Regions from separate parts of the Homo sapiens genome. Here all the other regions are linked to region 3. The links are chromatin contacts, found by Hi-C or POLR2A ChIA-PET in ENCODE. All regions are on one chromosome and are shown on one strand. Each heading gives the region's core, a stretch centred on a gene start or an enhancer-like site at or near the end of the contact. The rest is flanking DNA. Distances are from core to core; before and after follow the strand shown.

Region 1 (4,023 bases), core at 617-3,116, 310 kb after region 3:
CAAGAAGAGCGAAACTCCATCTCAAAATAAATAAATAAATAAATAAATAAATAAATAAATAAATAAAGAGTTCCCCCTATGAGCTGCTAGAAGCTGGAATGCAGGGTCCAGGGCCGTCCCAAATTTGCAACCCTAGAGTCTTCAGCTGCAGGATCTTGGGCAAGTTACTTCCTCTCTCTATGCTTTGATCTCTCTCTCTCCATAAAATGTGGATCATGAAAAACAACCCTTTTAGGATTCTTTCCAAAGATCCAAGGAGATGTGTGTTAAGGGCATGGCACATAACAACTGCTCAGTGTTACTGGTGATTACTTCTATTGCAGAAGCAGGAAAACACAGTGGTAAAAACAAACAAACAAACAAACAAACAAACAAACATACACACACACTCTGGGATCACACTCCTGGGTCTGAATCCCAGCTCTACCACTCCGTAGCTGTGTGACCTTTGGACAGTTACTTAACCTCTCTGGGCATCGGTTTCCTCATAGGTAAAATGTGGATAATAACAGGTTGTTTTTTTTTGTGTGTGTGACAGAGTTTCACTCTTGGAGTGCAGTGGAGTGATCTCGACTCACTGCAACCTCCGCCTCCTGGGTTCAAGCGATTCTCCTACCTCAGCCAAGTAGCTGGGATTACAGGCACCTGCCACCATGCCTGGCTAATTTTTGTATTATTAGCAGAGACAGGGTTTCACCCTGTTGGTCAGGCTATTCTTGAACTCCTGACCTCAGGTGATCCACCTGCCTTGGCCTCACGACGTGCTGGGATTATAGGCGTGAGCCACTGCGCAGGGCAAGAGCTCTTATCTTATAGGCTCTTTAGAAGATTAAATGGGTTAATATTTGTAAAGGGCTCATAGTAAATGCTAGTTGTTATTCTCATCACAATTTACCTGGATTATTAGGCTGATGAGTGCAATGCAGTTGAACTGAAGTTTTACAAGGGCAGAAAGCAGGCCTGTCTTGTTGACCGATGTGTCATCAGGGCCTAGCACATAGTAGAACCTCAGTGAGCAATTTTGGAATGAATGAAGTATTTCCTTTTTACCTGCCAATATCCCCAAATGTAACAAAAACCATGACTACCATTTGCTGAGAATCTACCCTGGAGCAGGCCCCCTAGTGGGCATATTACACGGATCATCTCCTCGCATCCTCAAAACAACGCTGAGACAGGTGGCATCGTTCCATTTCACAGATAAGGAAACCGCAGGTCAGAGTGGCCCCGCAGCCTGTGAAGGGAAAAGCCAGAATTTTCGCCACGTCCACTGGGATTCCCAAATCCAAATGTTCAGCTACTTTCTGCCACCAGTGTTTCCTTCAACCTGCGATCCGCTCTCATGGATGTCACAGCCAATCACGTAGACCCCGAGAGCCCTCATGTTTGTATTTCTTTGCTTCTACCATATGTTCCCCCTGCTTCTTACTGAAGAATAGAAGCAGTTCAATGCCTCAGTTTCCCTACTCATAAAAGGAGGAAAACAACAGTGGTGTTCTCAGAATGGCCTTGAGGACGGCACAGGTGAATCACGCCTCAAACAGAGAGAGCCTCTGCAAATGGAATAGCCTCTCTACCACTTGCCTATGAATCCCCCCACCACCTTGACCCTCGGGCACACATCTTTAGATTTGCTGACCACCTTCTGAGCTGGGTCTCGCTCCTCTGCCCATTAGCTTTCTTTGCCCAAGCTGATTTATCTGTCATTTCTCCCCCTCCAGCCTCTATCACTGTGCGTACACACACACACACACACACACACACACACACACACACACCCCTCTTTCTCTCTCTTCTTGCAGCCTCTTCAGCCACTAAAATTAGCTCCATCTCTAGTCCACATCCCCAGCACGCCTGTCCTGGTTTCTCTGGGCTCCCAGCCACTTGCGATATTGTGTCTCAGATGCCACACGCTGCCTGCCTGATGTCACAGCCGCTTCCTAAAACAAGAGGTATTTTGAGATCTTGGAGGGGGTGGGAGCGGGGGGAAGGGAGGGATTTCACACATCTTCCTCCCGGGGTGTTTTTAAAAAACGCTGACACGAGAGATGTGTGCCCCCCTCACTGTGCCCCTCACTCCTATTTTTAGTTTCAAAGCGTCCAAAAAAAAAAAAAAAAAAAAGCTTCAGAGCCAATGAGACCTCTAAGGGCCCCAGTGGGTCAAATCTTGATTTAAAAAAAATTCCACTTCTGGGTCTATATCCAAAAGAATTGAAAGCAGGGACTCAGCTATTTGTACACACAGGTTTACAGCAGCATTATTTACAATAGCCAAAAGGTGGAAGCCAAGTGCCCATCTGGATGAACAGATAAGCAAAGTGTGGTCCATCCACACAATGGAATACGATTCGGCCTGGAAAAGAAGGAAATTCTGACTCATGCTACAATATGGATGAGACTGGAGGACATTATGCTCCACGAAACAAACCAGTCACAAAAAGACAAATACTGTATGATTCTACTCACAGGGGGGACCCAAAGTAGCCAAATTCACAGAGATAGAAACTAGAACGGCGGGTGCCAGGGGCTGGGGGAGTGGGGAGTGTGGAGTAGGGTGGGGGGAGTGGGGAGGGGGGAAGGGGGAGTCGGGGAGAGGGGAAGGGGGAGCGGGGAGTGAGAGTTTCCTGGGGGCAGAGCTTCAGTTTTGCAAGATGCAAAAGTTCTGGAGATGGATGGCGGTCCTGGTTGCACAACAATATGAATGTACTTAACGCCGCTCAACTAAACACTTAAAAAATGGTACATTTTATGTTATGCATATGTTACCACAATGAAATATATATATATATTTTTTGAGACAGAGTTTCGCTCTTGTGGCCCAGGCTGGATTGCAATGGCATGATCTCAGCTCACTGCAACCTCCACCTCCCGGGTTCAAGCGATTCTCCTGCCTCAGCCTCTCGAGTAGCTAGGACTACAGGCGTGCAATGCCACGCCCAGCTAATTTTTGTATTTTTAGTAGAGACAGGGTTTCATCATGTTGGCCAGGCTGGTCTCAAACTCCTGAACTCAGGTATCTGCCCGCCTCGGCCTCCCCAAGTGCTGGGATTACAGGCGTGAGCCACCATTAGAACAATGAGACAAGCAGGTCAGGAGGAGATAGCACATGGACAGGGGGTGAGGATGTTACCACCTAGTCATGGCAGGGGCTTGATGCCCCTGGAAGATTTTACTGGCACAATTCATATTACAAATTATTTAGTGAATACTTACTATGTGCCAGGCTGTGTTCTAGGCTCTGGGGGAATAGCAGTGAACAAAACAGACAGAAGTCCCTGCCCTCATGGAGCTGGCATTCTAGTGGGGGCAGGGGATTGGCAATAACCAATAAACAAGTAAATATAGCTTGGCAGATGCTCTTCAGGGGTGTAGAGGGAAATTAAGCCTAGAGGCGGGGAGTGGGGTGGCACAGTGCAGGTGAGGCAGTTACATGTTAGAAGGACACTTGAGCAAAGACCCAAAGGAAGTGAGGGGGGAGCCAAGCAGATATCTGGGGGAAGAGTGTTCCAGGCAGAGGGAACAGCCTGTGCAAAGGCCCTGAGGCTGGGGAGTGCTTGGTGTGTAAGGGACAGCAGGGAACTTGTGTAGCTGAAGCCGAGTGAGTGGAGAGGAGAGTGGGAATAGAGGGGGATGGGGGATCACAGGGGCAGAGTTTGTGGGTCCCTGTGAGGAGAATTTGGGCTTTTTCTCCAAGTGAGGTTGTGAGCAAAGAGGAGCCAGGTCCTGACTCAGTGGCTCACAGGTGCCCTCTGGCTGCTGTGTGGGGAACAGTCCTGGGGGTGGGGCAAGGACTGAAGTTAAGAGACCAGATTGGGGTGGAGGGGCAACTGGTTTAGTCCAGGCCAGCAAAGATGGGGGCTGGACCGGGGTGGGGCTGTGAAGGTGGTGAGAGGTGGGTGGTGGATTCTGGGTAGATTCTGAAGGTAGAGCCAATAAGATGTGCTAACAGATTGGATGCAGGGGGTGGAGAAAAAGAGGCATAGAGGCATAGAGGAAGATCTGGAGGTCTGAGGCCAGAGCACT
Region 2 (4,478 bases), core at 1,979-4,478, 340 kb before region 3:
CCTGAGAACCTCTCCATCCTCCCGTCAAGGCCAGTTCTGCCCAATAACCCCAGCCCAGAGGCTGCCCTCCTGCCTCCAACACAGAGGGAAGCCAGATCCCTTGAGCCTGCTAGATTGCGACTTAGAGCTGGGAGGAGCTGGCAGACACATGAGACAGAGATGTCTGGCCAGCTGAGTTCCAGGCAGAGTCCAGACCTTACCAGGGCAGGACCTGTGCCCAGTTCTCTCTGCCCTAGAGATGTCCCCTCTCCTGACATTTTCCAATTGCACACTGAGTGCCCCCACCCACCTCTTGGATGGCTTCCATCACCACATGCTGAACCGATTCTTCCAGCGTCATGATTCTCTGGATGTGGTCTGGGGATCAAGGTGGGGGAGGCTGAGACCCAGGGGTGAGGTGGGGAGGAAGGAGGATTTCCTCAGGCCAGCCCTGGGGACCCCCTAAGCTCCCCATACCCTGCTTTTTCTCGCAACTGATGGCACAGCCCAGCACCAGCTGAAGCAGCTTGCCGAGCTCTGCCGGGTCTGAGAACTCTCCAATGAGGCTCACATCTGGGAGATGCTCTTCTGACACAGGATGCGCCAGGACCTGGGGAGAAGGGGGTGTCAGGGGCTCATGGGCCCACCCTTCTCCCAACTCAACCCCCTGAATCCCTTTACAGTTACTCACATCCTGGGAGTACTCTACTAGGCTCCGTAAGACCATCTTCAGATTGCTGACCTAGGGAGGAACAAGGAACTGTGGACAAGTTCAGAGGCCTCCCACTCTGAATCTGTAGGTCCCATCCTCTCTCCACCTCACTTCTCCTTCCCTGCTCATCTCATCCTATTCTGTCTGCGTGCGCCTTCCTCTAGGGGTGACCTGTCTGGCTGTCTGCCCCTTTTGTCTGCCTGACCATCTTTGTTTCTTTTTTTTTTTTTTTTTTTTTTTGCTTTAGCTTTTTAAGACAGGGTCTGGCTCTGTCACCCAGGCTGGAGTGCAGTGGTGCAATCTTGGCTCACTGCAGCCTCGACCTCCTGGGGTCAAGCAATCCTCCTATCTCTGCCTCCCAGTAGCTGGGACTACAGGCATATGCCACCACAATCGACTACTTTTTTTTATTTGTAGAGAGGAGGTTTTGCTATGTAGCCCAGGCTGGTCTCAAGCTCCTGAGCTCAAGCAATCCTCCCACCTCAGCCTCTAAAATTGCTGGGATTACAGGCATGAGCCACTGTGCCCGGCCTGCCTGACCATCTTCCTTCATATGTCTCCAGAACCAAGTCACTTCTCACCACCTGCCCCACCATCCTTCAGCCCTACCCATCCATCTTTACCTCTCACCTGGATTAGTGCACCAGCTGCCTCTCCTCTTCCACTTTTGCTGCCTACATTTTATTTCTCTCCATGCAGCCAGGGGGAGCTTTATAAAGCCCAAGCCAGGTTGCATCTTTGCTCTGCTAAAACCCTGCCTTGACTTTCCACAGCACTTAAAAATAGAATCCACACCCCCACCATGGCCTGCCAGGCCCCTGATGACCTCATCTCCTACAAATCTTGCCCTCTTGCTCTGTTCTGCCCTCTCTGCCATTCCTCCATCACACCAAGTTTATTCCCAAATCACGGCCTTTACATCTGCTATTCCCTATGCCTGGAACACCGTTCCCCCAAATTTCACTTGGAGATTAACCCATCTGATGTAATCAGCCACCTATGCCCTCATTGCTCTCTCTCAAAGCCCTGCTTTTTTGTTGTCTTCACAGAACTACTGGCATCAAAAGTTTTTTCTTTTTCTTTTTCTTTTTCTTTTTTTCTTCTTCTTGAGACAAGAGTCTCGCTCTGTTGCCCAGGCTGGAGTGCAATGGCTCAATCTCAGCTCACTGCATCCTCCACCTCCCAGGTTCAAGTGATTCTCATGTCTCAGCCTCCCAAGTAACTGGGATTACAGGTGCACACCACCCCACCCAGCTAATTTTTGTATTTTTAGTAGAGATGGGGTTTCAACTTGTTGGCCAGGCTGGTCTTGAACTCCTGGCCCCAGGTGATCCACCCACTTTAGCCTCTCAAAGTGTTGGGATTACAGGCATGAGCCACTGCGCCCAGCCTGGAAGTTAATTTTTATGGTTGTGTATGTGTTGCTTGTCACTAGAATGATGGCTGTGTGGGGCAGGTTTTTGTCTGTGTTATTCCTTGCTGAATGCCCAGGCCTGGCACAGGGTGAGTACTCCATAGATGAATGGATGAACAAATGGTTGATCACCAGACATCTGTCCCTCTTCCTGCCCATCACCCAGGACATGTGCCTAGCTGGCCCGTCCCTGGTCATCTCTTCACCAGTCTGTCCTCTAATCAGGAGTCCACTTGTCACCTTCAGCTTCCAGTTGGGACCTGGATCTTCCGAGATGCCCTGGAGCCATGCCTCGTTGAACCAGGAGGGGTCTCTGGGGGCGAGAAGGTGGGATGAGCAGACTGGGGGACACTTTTGGGATCCTCCCCTTCAGCTCCACTCACATCTGGTTCAGCACATAGGCTACGGCAAGGCCGCTGCTCAGGTCCTGAGGGCTGGCACAGGGAGACGGAACGTGGAACGTCTGTAACTGAGGGGTAAAGGAAAGGACAAGGAAAGAGTTAGGGCCTGGGAGCGCCGAACCGCTCCCCTTTTGCAGACTTTTCCAGTCAGCGAACCTCACATGGTGGGGCGGGCGCTGCTCCGCCACAGCAGCTCTGCGAGGGACTGGCTTCTGCTCACCTGAGACCGGAGGGGGCGTGGCCTCACCTCACCTCTGCCCAACAAACCCTGCGCGTCCAGGCCAGGGTGGTATCGCGAGTCACCTGGGCCCCACAGGCACCACGTGACCAGGCCAATTCACCTGTGTCCTCGCCCCACGTGAACCAACCACAGAGGGGCGGGGCCTCACCTGTCCTTTCCACGCAGACTTGCCACGTGACGGGGGCGGGTGCTCGGGCCAGAGTCCAACGGTCCAGCAAGTCGACGACCCCGCACCTCCCAGCCCCAGCACCAAGAGACTGACCGAACCAGGGCCAGGGATCCCGGGCAAGAGGAGCGGGCGCTCACCTTCCCCTAGCCCCGCCCCACGACCTACCCAGGTGAGCAGAGACCCGCATAGCTCAGCTTTGTCCACGCTCATGGCTCCCGATCGGATTCAATCCAGGCCACGGAGCCCCGGCGCCGCAGCAGCCTCCGGGTCCGCCACCAGCGAGCGCCCGCAGCCCCGACCTCCCGCTCGGCCTAGAGCGCCGCCCCGCCCCGCCCCCCTAGGCGCAGGCCCCGCCCCGCCCCCAAGCCCAGGCTCCGCCTCGGAACGTAATCTCCTCCCTACGCCCGCTCTTGCCTCCAGCCCCGCCATCTTGGATCCGGGCACCGTTCGGGCGCCCGCCCTGCCGCTAGGGGTCAGCCTGGCCCAGCCTTGTGCATCCGAGGGTGGTCCCACCTCCCATCCTCGCCCTGGCCCTTTTTGGGGTGGGAGGTCCTCAAGATCCTTTTGAGACGGAGGTGCTCCACCCTGTTACACAAGCGCATTCACGTCTTTTCCCTGCAACTTAAGTAAATTCTTTTTTTTTTTTTTTTTTTTTTTGAGACGGAGTCTCGCTGTCGCCCAGGCTGGAGTGCAGTGGCGCAATCTCGGCTCACTGCAGGCTCCGCCCCCTGGGGTTCACGCCATTCTCCTGCCTCAGCCTCCCGAGTAGCTGGGACTACAGGCGCCCGCCACCTCGCCCGGCTAATTTTTTGTATTTTTAGTAGAGACGGGGTTTCACCGTGTTAGCCAGGATGGTCTCGATCTCCTGACCTCGTGATCCGCCCGCCTCGGCCTCCCAAAGTGCTGGGATTACAGGCGTGAGCCACCGCGCCCGGCCTTAAGTAAATTCTTGTGTCTAACCACTTTATAATCGGAGCCGTTGTGCGGGGAGGGGCGAGCCCTGGCACTTTCTATGGACTGGGAGAGGGGATGCTAAAGGGGTTTTCCCGCCGGACGCGGTGGCTCTCGACTGTAATCCCAGTATTTTGGGAGGCCTAGGAGGGAGAATTAATTTGGATAGAAGTTGGAGACCAGCCTCTCTTCAAAAAATTTAAAAATTACCCAGGTAGCGGTGGCTCACGCCTGTAATCCCAGCACTTTGGGAGGCCGAGGCGGGCGGATCACGAGGTCAGGTGTTCGAGACCAGCCTGGCCAACATGGTGAAACCCCGTCTCTACTAAAAATACTAAAAATTAGCTGGGCGTGGTGGCGCACGCCTGATTTCAGCTACTCGGGAGGCTGAGGCAGGAGAATCGCTTGAACCCTGGAGGCGGAGGTTGCAGTCAGCCGAGATCGTACCACTGCACTCCAGGGGGCAACAGTGCAAGACTCCTCAAAAAAAAAAAAAAAAAAATTAGCCAGACATGTTGGCGTGTTTCTGTGGTCCTAGCTCCTAGCTCTACAGAGGCTGAGGTGGGAGGATAGCTTGAGCCCAGGAGGTCGAGACTGCAGTGAGCCGTGAT
Region 3 (4,375 bases), core at 1,000-3,499:
CAAGCTGAATGCGAGCAAACTCGGTGATCACAGCACATCTGGTGGGAGACAGAGGACTAGCTCATACCCCGCCCCCGCCATCCACACTGACCCACTAGCCGATGCCAGGCTAACGTCTGACCCCTGCTCACGTCAGGTCCCGATTGAATTCCTGCACCGGGTTATAAAAGACCTCGTTGGCACTGGGAAAGGCGATTTTGGCAGCCCCCTCGGTGACTGTCGTCTCCTGGACTTCACGTGGACGTTCTTCTCCGTAGGGCCCGGTGCCGTTCTCCATCGCTGCTGTATTCGGCAGCCCTGGAGACTGCCACTCGAAAAACCGGGCTCTAGAGAGCACCCGGGCGGAGCGGAAAGTGAGGCTTAGCCACAGAGACGATCCTTGCATGAGACATCCGCTGGCGCCTCCGCCCGCCAAGCCTGGTTCGGGGGGCGGGGGAGGGCACAGAGAGGGTCAGAGAGCCGCATTCCGGGCCCGGGGATGTCCTACATATCTATGAGGTAGGGACTAGGAAAACCTGCGGCCTCGGTAAGCTGATATCCCCTCGTTTTGGGGATGACTGGTCCCTGTGGAGCCGATGCCCTCGTGCAGGCCCGCCCCGAGTCCGAATCCCTCCCCGCGCTGCCTAGCCCGTCCTCACCTGCTCTCGTAGCCACAGAAAACCGAATTAGTCAAGGTGCACGTTTCCCGAATTAGGACCTGGGCGCCGCCATGTTGGCACAGTGGGTGGGCGAATCACATGATAGTGGTTGGCCAGTCAATGAGGAAACGTACGGTGGGCGGCCGGGATCAAAATGAAAGCCATAAAGGAAGCGCGCTGATCGTGCTGTTCCGGGGGTGTTAATCACAGTGGATCCCCTGGGAGAGGACACGTCCCTAGTCCCATTTCACAGATGAGGAAGTTGTGGCTCAGAAAAGGGGCGGTAAGCGGAGAAACCCAACACTTATTGGTCCTCTTCTGTGTTCTGGGTGCTATATACACATTATTTCAGAGCACCCTGCAGGAATGACTCAGGCTCTGGAGTTGGATTTACCGGGTTTGAATCTCAGTCCCATCACATGCTCTGGGCAGGTTACTCCCGCGGCTTCACTTTTCTTACCTATTAAATGAGAATCGTGGTTTCTCAGATAGAGCAAAGATTAAATGACAGATTCCTGGAAAGTGTGCAAAGAACCACTCTAACATTGTAAGCGCTCGGTAAAGTTCTAACCAGTGTATGAAGGCAGGACAGCGAAGTGGTCCCGGCTACCTGGGTTCCAGTCTCAGCTCGCCCTGCGACTTGTTAACTCTGAACTTAAGTTACCGCTTTTGCAAAATGGGCAGAACTTTTTTTTACCATTTGTTACTGGGTTGTAGTGAGAAGTAAACGAGTTAGTGCAGGTAAAATGCTAACAGAACCTAGCATCCGGTAAGCATCATAAAAGTCTTAGGTCTTATTGTCGCTTTTGAGCCTGTGTTTAAATCCTGGCACCTACCATCACTTCCTTGCTGTGTGATGATCTTGACCAGCTTTCTTCATTTCTCTGTGCCTCCTTTTCTTTCTTTCTTTCTTTTTTTTTTTTTTTTGAGACGGAGTCTCGCCCAGGCTGGAGTGCAGTGGCATGATCTCGGCTCACTGCAACCACCGCCTCCCGGGTGCAAGCGATTCTTCTGCCTCAGTCTCCCGAGTAGCTGGGATTACAAGCGCATGCCATCACGCCCGGCTAATTTTTGTATTTTTAGTAGAGACAGAGTTTCACCATATTGGCCAGGCTGGTTTCGAACTCCTGACCTCAGGCGATCCACCCACCTCGGTCTCCCAAAGTGCTGGGATTACAGGCGTGAGACACCGCGCCCAGCTGCCTTTATTTTCTATAGTGTGTCTGTAGCAGTTCTCACTAAAAAATGTTACTGTGTAGTTTAAACGAGCTAATTCCCATAAAGAATGTAACGCAGTGCCTGCCACAATAAACAGCAGTCATTATTGTTTTTGTTTTACAGGAAACTAAAGTTCGGAAAGGTAGAGCGACTTGCCCAAGGTCGCGGGACTAGAAGGTGGCGGGGCCAGGATTCGAACCATCGAGCTGAGCCGACGTACTGGCGAGGATCCCCCAGGGGCATAGAGAGGAGACGGAGCCGGTTAGAAGGGGCGCGCTCGGAGCTCGGCTGGCCTCGCCTGGAGGGCGGGGCCCGAGGGCGGTGCGCGGGCGGGGCCGGGGCCGCTCCTCCCTGGCCTGGCTGCGGCGGCAGCGCGGCTTGCGCTCGCTCGGCGCTCGGCTGGGGCGGCCTGGCCCACAATGAATGGCCGCCGCGGCTGCCGCTGCTGCTGAGGCGGAGGCCGCGGAGGCCGCGGAGGCGGAGGCCGAGGCCCCGGCGCAGCGGGGCGCGCCCCGGGCCCAGGCCCGGCCCCAGCCGCCGCTGCGGAGCCCGCCGGGACCCCCCGGAGCGCGGCCACGGCGCAGGTGAGGCGGCCCGCCTCAGGCCCGGTTCCGGCCTCCTCCAGCCGGGGCGGCCCGAGGGCTGAGTGGGGAGGGCCTGGGTGCTTTCTCGGACCGAGGAGGAGCCGGGCCCGCAGCCTGCACTGTGCCCGGGCAGGCGAGTGTGTGGAGGCCCAGCTACCGCGGGCGGCCTTGAGCGTCCAGCCCGAGCTTCAGGGCTTGGGGGCGGCAGGATCGTACCTGGACCGCTCCCCCGTCTCCCAGCGAGGGAGGGGGCCAGGTCGGGCCGGGGCAGGTACCGGGGATCCGGGGAAGTTGGAGGGTCCGAGGCGGAAAAGTGAGGAGGTTCTCGTGGATGCCGGAGGGGGAGGGGGAGGGGGAGGAGGAGTCGGGCTCCGGCCAGGCCGAGTGGGGGAGGAGAGGAGAGCGGCGCGGCCGGAGGGGGGCGGGGAGGGGCCGGGCCTGCAGGTACCGCCTGGGCGCTGGAGGAGGTGGGTGGGTCAAGTTACAGGCCTGGGGGCGGCTGAGGAGAAGCCCAGGAAGTGGGGCACGGCGGGTGTGGGCGGAGTTACTTCGTGTGGGGGCGGATAGGAGATCCCAGAGATGTTTTCCGGGGGTCACATGAGGTCAGGACTCAGATGTGGGGAGGGGGAGGCTAGATGTGGGGGCGATCAGGTAAGGTGAGGGACTGCTGTAGGAGTTTTGGGAGTCGAGAGAGCAGAGCCTTTTGGGCTAGGCTAGGGGGGATGTGGGGGCAGGTCAGGAAAAGCTGGTGTGACCAGAAGGTATATACTAAGATGCGCCCCCCACCGCCCCCAACTCAAGTGTTAAGGGGTTCCGTCTTTCTCACACCTCATCCCTGAAGCCTCTAGAGTCCTGACCCTACCCCTTGGGCAAGCCTCTGCCAACTGTTCAAAGGCACTGGCCAGTGGGTGTTTGTGTGGGCAGCTGGAGACAGTCTGGAACACCTAGCTTAGGCATCTTGTTTATCACAAGGTGGCCCTTGCCCACCCCCACCTTATATATCTACAGGGAGGCAGCCCAGCAGACGTTACCTGGGTATTTTAGGATCCTGCATTCTTTCTCTACCTTTTGTGGCCAGAAGCTGGTGGTTCAAGCCTAGTGGATGGGACCTCACAGCAACCATCGTATATATTAGTACCATGGCCTCCCAGGCACCAACTCCTTGAGCCTGAGTTCTGTGTGCCATCTCCCTGGGGGTGAAGAATTAGAGGGAATGAGCATGTAAAACTCTGTTGATGGTGGTTTGGAGGCTCCCGACGGGGTGAAGGCAGGGCACAGAGAAGAGTTAAGGGGATCAAATCAGGCACTCACACCCTGGCCCAGGGATCTACCTCTGGGACACTCGTCCTGGGCCAGGCCCTGTGCCGAGCTCGCTGGTCGGATGAGCTCATTGATGGCTCACCACCACCAGTTCAACTTAGGCCTTCTCTGGGGTCCAGACGAGGAAGCTGAGGCTCGGGGTGGTGTGGCTTGTCTCAGATCACATGAGCAGACAGTGGCTGAACTGGGATTGTCTGACCCTCAGCCCAAACCCATAGTCACTCAAGTGGCCTTCCAGGAGGGTGACTGAAGGAGCTCCTCGTTCTGGATTCCCTGGCGGGCGTTCTCCTCCGTCCAGGCCTTCCCTTCTGCTCACCCCGGGGGATGGGTCAATCCCCTTTGGGACAGACTGAGTTTCCATGGTGTCCCCGGGGAATGGAACAGTGGAGGTATCTTTCTCGGAGGCCTGGTCACCCCTTCTTCCCCATTTCCCTCCTGGGAGCCAAGAGGTCAGGAGTCATGGAACTGTGGGCTGACCGTGGGAAGCTGAGGAGGCCTGGCACCACCAGGGCTGGACTTGACTTTGCTTGCCTAGACTGTTTTTGCCCCACTTTGGCCCCCAGTCGGATGGCAGCAGCTTTTGTTCCTTTCTGGGCTAATTGCAAGGCTGTTACC

What was found. Hi-C counts contacts between places; a loop is a spot of excess contacts on that map. ChIA-PET counts read pairs that join two places held with the same protein, here RNA polymerase II (POLR2A). Pooled maps may share reads with other maps.
Region 1: a map of Right ventricle myocardium inferior shows a loop between it and region 3 (7-fold over the local background). The contact joins the enhancer-like site here to the promoter of NACC1 in region 3. A Hi-C loop is called at or near these places in 1 of 168 maps with a recorded cell type or tissue (Right ventricle myocardium inferior) and 2 of 50 pooled maps. POLR2A ChIA-PET finds 5 or more read pairs at or near these places in 1 of 52 experiments (HEK293T).
Region 2: a map of CD8-positive, alpha-beta T cell shows a loop between it and region 3 (8-fold over the local background). The contact joins the promoter of HOOK2 here to the promoter of NACC1 in region 3. A Hi-C loop is called at or near these places in 3 of 168 maps with a recorded cell type or tissue (CD8-positive, alpha-beta T cell, endothelial cell of umbilical vein and natural killer cell), 4 of 37 single-sample maps with no recorded cell type and 6 of 50 pooled maps. POLR2A ChIA-PET finds 5 or more read pairs at or near these places in 5 of 52 experiments (B cell, GM12878, WTC11 and 2 more).

The regions. Positions count from the first base shown.
Region 1 is chr19:13,427,430-13,431,452 of GRCh38, forward strand. The region is part of intron 3 of CACNA1A (calcium voltage-gated channel subunit alpha1 A); the gene reads right to left. Among named protein-coding and RNA genes, the nearest start is that of CACNA1A, 77 kb to the right of the region's middle. Within about 2 kb of position 1,867, at least 2 of the 41 ENCODE cell types and tissues checked have a DNase peak (open chromatin) inside an H3K27ac peak, as active enhancers do.
Region 2 is chr19:12,772,324-12,776,801 of GRCh38, forward strand. It overlaps HOOK2 (hook microtubule tethering protein 2), which reads right to left and starts at 3,229. Exons shown (of 23, transcript NM_013312.3): 1 at 3,082-3,229; 2 at 2,489-2,574; 3 at 2,346-2,418; 4 at 671-721; 5 at 457-589; 6 at 290-357. The coding sequence starts at 3,126. RefSeq lists enhancers at 2,151-2,831, 2,832-3,510, a cis regulatory region at 3,047-3,688 and a silencer at 3,073-3,292.
Region 3 is chr19:13,116,015-13,120,389 of GRCh38, forward strand. It overlaps NACC1 (nucleus accumbens associated 1), which reads left to right and starts at 2,250. Exons shown (of 6, transcript NM_052876.4): 1 at 2,250-2,440. TRMT1 (tRNA methyltransferase 1) reads right to left here and starts at 726. Exons shown (of 17, transcript NM_001136035.4): 1 at 639-726; 2 at 132-417; 3 at 1-38. The coding sequence starts at 385. RefSeq lists enhancers at 720-909, 1,870-2,019, 3,295-3,796, 3,797-4,297 and silencers at 2,060-2,259, 2,810-2,859.